Linked DNA regions of Homo sapiens: region 1 is linked to region 2. Evidence: chromatin contacts called from ENCODE Hi-C data. All regions are on one chromosome and are shown on one strand. Each heading gives the region's core, a stretch centred on a gene start or an enhancer-like site at or near the end of the contact. The rest is flanking DNA. Distances are from core to core; before and after follow the strand shown. Region 1 overlaps LOC105370504 (a long non-coding RNA gene). Region 2 overlaps DDHD1 (DDHD domain containing 1).

Region 1 (2,700 bases), core at 12-2,511, 510 kb before region 2:
CTGGGGTTACGTACCCTGTTGTCATGCTCTCCTGGCACCTTTCTTCCCATCCCAGCACTGCTTTTACTTCCTGCAATAGCCATACCTATCTGCTTCCCTCTGGGGCCCTAGACTCCATGAGAGCAGAGAATGCACCTACCCACTTCACTTCACTATTTAAAGATCTCAGTAAGTTCTTCTAGATCATCCTAGAAATCACTGGAGACACCTCTGGGAAAAGAAGAGTGGTGTGGGAGAGGCAAACTTTGTGTAGGAGAGGCCCCCCTGATGGGGGATGAAAAGGGAAATGCCCCAGCCTCACAGCCAGCTGGGCACCTCACTCAAGTGAATTTCCCTAGAAACCCCAGTGGGTCCTCATGTGGAAAGTGTGGCTGGTGTGATGATAGAAAATGGCAAATGATCTTTCCCTCAAAAAGGCAAAGGAAAGGGAGGTAGCACGTTAAGCATCAATGCCAAGATGTAACCCACAATAATTACAGTTCAAGAAAACCTGAACTTGGAAAATTTTGATTAAAAAAAACCCTACATGTACAATCTTACTTCATATCTGTTTTTCTTTCTAGTTACGTTGGATTTTCAATTTAAAGTACATTTAAATGGACATTTTAAAAGGCAGAAGGAGCAAATTCACACAACTCCCCCAGCAGCTTGCCCATGGGATTCATCATGGGGAGAAAGCCTGGCTGATCCTGGGCTTTCTGAAGAGGTGGGCTGTCCACTTGTCACCCCATATGAAGATGCTCTGCTTTTATGTGAGTTCAGCTCTATCAAACTATGAGCATATGTTTCAAAAAAAAAAAACTATGTCTTTTAAGGCATAGTAAAGACAGCTGAAACATTCTTTCTCTCCCTCCAGAAACCTAGGAATGAATTCCTCACCACTAAGGCAGAGTCCAGGAGAGAAAAGGCAACCAGCCAGAGAGGAAAAGGGAATCCAGAGAGAGCCGATCAAGTCAGGCCAAGTTAATAACAGACCTGCAAAGACCAGCCTCCAAGACTCTAACCTGCAGCCATGGGGAAATCCCAAAGAACCTGTCTCTTTAATTTTTTTTTCCCTGAAAAATATTATCTGGAGCTCTTCCTCTAAGTCTCTCGGCACCCTGATATTTGGGATAATTGCACCCACTGCTCTTAAGCTTGGGTGCTAAAATCCCCTCCTGGAGTTGAGTTTTTAAAGGGAGCAGATTTAAAGCTGTCAGCAGTAGAGGAGAGAAGGCCAAATTGCTCTCATGCTTGAGCCTGTGGCCCAATTTGTTTGTAATTGGATTGGTATGCAGGGAAGATAGAGCTGTCTGGGGGAAATGCTACATGATTCCCTTTAGTAGAGGATACTACTGATGCTGCTCATAGCCCAGCGCCAGATCCCAACTAATGAGGGAGGGCAGTGAGACCCTAAACGCAGAGGAGAAGGGCCAATTCCATGTATTCACCAGGTAAAAGGACAGCAGGGGATGCCCTTCACCAAATTTAACCCAGAAATCAGAGCATACATTGCAAGGTTTGTGTGCAAAGTTAGGGAATGTGGGCCAAGGAGGAAGCTTGGATGACAGAAGGGAGGAGAAGATGAAGCTGGACAGGATTCCAAGAGTCTAATAGCAGCCCTTTACCAGGAGAACTTTTTTTTTAATAAAATGAAATTGCTGCAACTTCCATTGCCTTCTCAGTTGAGTCTACATGGCCCAATTGTCAGCCAATAATATAAATTCCATCTGCAGGCCATCGCCAGCTGCAGAGCCTGAAAAATGTAGGCTTGGGGAGAAAGAGATTTAGTTCTACTCTCGGTTTTGCTACATACCATTTATGAAACTTTGGCAAGATACTTAACCCAATTGAAGCTCAGTCTTCTGGTCTGTAAAATGAAAATAATAACTCCTATGAGAATGCTGACTTAAAGGGATCTTGAAAGTCTGAAGAGCCATATTGGGTAAAATTCATGGTCAATCAGCATTATCCCCCCCCACCTTTATATATGTTCCCCTTTATCTCAGGCACCAGAAGCCTGGGAACTACATATCCCAGATTTGCTTTCCACCAAGGTTCTGAATTTGACTTACATTTGACAATGAAATTCATTTGTGAGATATCTGTAAGGGGAAAGAGAGCAAGAGATGCCTCTTCCTCTGTCAATGGTGGTGGTGGTGACTTGAGTATGAGCTCCCACAGATGTGACCAACATAGTAGCTGGCTGGTCACCTCTAGGCACCAGCTTCAAGGCTGTGGGCCAGTTATTATTTCCTGACCTCAGGTGGCAACCTGTGTGACATAACCTGAAAGCTAAGAGTAATCCACCTTACTTTCTTGGTTCTAGTCTTTTCCACAGCATAGTACTTTCTTGGTTCTAGTCTTTTCTGCAATGTAGTAAGCACTCATATTTGCTTTCTATTCCTATTTGTTTCAGGCAATGGAAGGCAATGGAAGTTGCAGCAATTTCATTTTACTAAAAAAATTTATATAGCAAATTATCACAAACTTAGCACCTTAAAACAACACTTATCACACACTTCCGTAGAGCAGGTGAGCTCAACTTGGTTCTCTACTCTGGGTTCTCACAGGGCTGAAATCAAGGGGTCAGTCAGATTGAGCTCTTATCTGGAGGCGCTGGAAAGAATCTACATCCAAGTTCATTCATGTGGTTGGAAGAATTTACTTCCTCCTGCTTTTAGGACTGACATTCCCCTTTCCTTGCTAACATCAACCAGG
Region 2 (2,792 bases), core at 282-2,781:
AACACCTGTATCTAAGAATTCCAGAGAAAGGAGGAAGACTAAATAGAATACAGTTAAGAAAAATACTGACAGACATGTACAGAATTATTTCAGTGAAATCATAGAAGGTGAAGAAAGGCTTTCCTGAAGAAGTAAATGTAAAAGCTAGCTAAATGTAGAAAATAGGCACAAGCATCCCAGACAGAAGGAACAGCATATGCAAGATACAGAAGTAAGAACCAGCACAACACATTCTGGGTTTTAAGGAGGAGAGAGTAAATGAAGGGAATCTGAATGTATGTGCATGTACTTACATATACACTTGCTTGTGAGTAGGCATTGGGTAATGGTGGTGAGAGTGTTGTAGAGTTGAAACTAGGGATACTGAGTTTACGTAGGAGGCTTCTGAAATAAAACAAGAAATGATTAGTGTGAACTCAAATAATGACTGTAGGCCTGATAAACAAGGGATGAATTTGAGAGTGATTTAGGAGATGGAATAAACAGCATTTAGTGTCCAGTTGTAAGAAGTACTTGAGGAGGCAGCATCTTGGATGACTCCCAGGTTTCTGCCTTGGGTAGCCACCTAAATACTGTCAGCTTTCCATTCACTGTGATAGGGAATGCAGGTGGAAAAATGGGTGTGTGTTTTGTTTTGTTCAATTTTTTTCCAGGAAGCTAAGGGTTTCATGACTATTTGTGGTTGAACACCAGTAAAGAACCTCTACTGCTTGGGAGGTGAGAACTAAATGAGAGCTGAAAATGCATTTTGTATTTGAGAGTATAGGTTGTATTATGTAGTAGAAAGAGCTTGAATGAACTTTGAACTCAAACTTTGGTTGGAATCTTGGTTCTCACATTACTAGTAGCTATGTGCCTTTAAGCAAATTATTTAGTTTCACTAAGACTTAGCTTATTCATTTGTAAAGTTGGGAGAATGATAGCCTTTTAAGATTATTGTTAAATGAGATGAGCTTCTGGGTCTGGAAGATAATGGCAACTGTCCAAATCTAAATCTCTCCGCATGTCCTCCCCAAAAGCTGTAAGAACAAAAGGACTCCACACACACATGCACACACACATATATATACACAGAAACCATACATAACTGACACTTTCAGCACTACCGCAAGACAGATGATACCATGAATTTTTAATTACCTTTATACAAGGAAATAGCACATTACAATGGTTCCTGTTGCTGCTACAAACCTGTGAGTGGGAAGAGCTGGGTAAGGAAAGGCTTAAGAGACTGAGAAAATAGGAGAAGGGAACAGAGGTTAAAATAAACCACAGGCAACATCACCCTCAGAAAAAGTCCTCAGCGTTGCCAGGTACAAAGACAGGCCTAGGACTTGGTAATTTATAGAACTAGCTACAGGAAGCTGTATGAAAGTGAGAGGGGCCACAAGCAGCAGCTTCAGAGTAGCATTGCTCCTAGAAGAGACAGAGAAAAGAACGACACCTCTTGGAGGCATGGCAGCAAGAGGAAAGGAAGGAAGTGGGGATAAAATTGAGGCTTCTAGAGAAATGAAAGAGAAACAAGGCACGGCAACCCAACCCCCACCCAACAACTCCACCGTAACACCGTCCATTATAGGCGCTCCTCTTTACTAATCTGCAGAAGTGAATGCTCTTAAACTAAGAACCCAAGAACCCTATGCTCAAGAATAGAAATGAATCAAATGCTACACAAAGCTACTTTAAGAGGAATATAAAAATTTGAAAGAAAGTGTTTCAGTTGATAAAACTTCTCCCCAAAAAAGCAAATGCAAAGGGAAAGGGCATCTCAGTGCTCCAACCAAATAAAATATTCTCAAACAAATCTGTGAACATACTACAAAAACCACAAACTTAGAAGCAGAAATCTAAACTCTGACATGAAAAGAAGTGAAAAAGGAAGAAGTGCAACAAAATTTGATTGAACACAGGAAAGAAATTGAAGAGAAAGGCAAAGCCATCTCGGGAGACTACAGTAATCCAGCTTTATAGCTGTGGTTTCGCTTTCTGCAGTTTCAGTTAGCCACAGTCAACTAGAGTCCAAAAATATTAAATGGAAAATTCCAGAAATAAGCAATTTTAAATTGTTTTTGTTTTTTGGTTTTGGTTTTTTTGAGACAGAGTCTTGCTCTGTCACCCAGGCTGGAGTGCAATGGCACTGTTACCAGGGGTCCTTGCTCCCAGAGCTCCCAAGATGGCAGCGGGCTGCTTCCAAGCTTGTGGCAAGTCTCACGTTCTCTGACCTGGGGTTCTTGGCCTCACGGATTCCAAGGAGTGGAATCTTGGGCCATGCAGTGAGTGTTATAGCTGTATTAGAAGCCGTGGGTCACGGAAGAGAACCTTGGAACCCAGTGACTAGTGTTCAGCTCAATTAGGATGAACCCGGGCACTTAGCTGTGCAGGAACAATGGCAAGCCTTTAGCCCAGTCGGGAAGAGCAGTGGGCGCCTCGCTGGATCAGGAGCACAGCAGACACCCTGCCGGATCCGGAGGGATGGAAGTCAGCGGCAGGTCTGCGATGGTGGCAAACAGCAGTGGTGGATGGGGAATGAAAGCTCAGCTCGAGCCGTAACAAACACGGACCAGAAAAGAGTGCAGTTGCAAGATTTAATAGAGTGAAAACAGAGCTCCCATACAAAGGGAGGGGACCCAAAGAGGGTAGCTGTTGCTGGCTTGAATGCCTGAGTTTATATCCTGATCATTGTCCCTCCCGCTGTGCTCTCAGGCAATAGATGATTGGCTATTTCTTTACCTCCTGTTTTTGCCTAATTAGCTTTTTAGTGAGCTCTCTTTACTACCTGATTGGTCGGGTGT

What was found. Hi-C counts contacts between places; a loop is a spot of excess contacts on that map. Pooled maps may share reads with other maps.
Region 1: a pooled map shows a loop between it and region 2 (2.8-fold over the local background). The contact joins two enhancer-like sites. A Hi-C loop is called at or near these places in 2 of 37 single-sample maps with no recorded cell type and 5 of 50 pooled maps.

The regions. Positions count from the first base shown.
Region 1 is chr14:53,618,717-53,621,416 of GRCh38, reverse strand. The region is part of intron 2 of LOC105370504 (a long non-coding RNA gene); the gene reads right to left. Among named protein-coding and RNA genes, the nearest start is that of LINC02331, 230 kb to the left of the region's middle. Within about 2 kb of position 1,261, at least 2 of the 41 ENCODE cell types and tissues checked have a DNase peak (open chromatin) inside an H3K27ac peak, as active enhancers do.
Region 2 is chr14:53,107,855-53,110,646 of GRCh38, reverse strand. The region is part of intron 1 of DDHD1 (DDHD domain containing 1); the gene reads left to right. Among named protein-coding and RNA genes, the nearest start is that of DDHD1, 44 kb to the left of the region's middle. RefSeq lists an enhancer at 1,332-1,631. Within about 2 kb of position 1,531, at least 8 of the 41 ENCODE cell types and tissues checked have a DNase peak (open chromatin) inside an H3K27ac peak, as active enhancers do.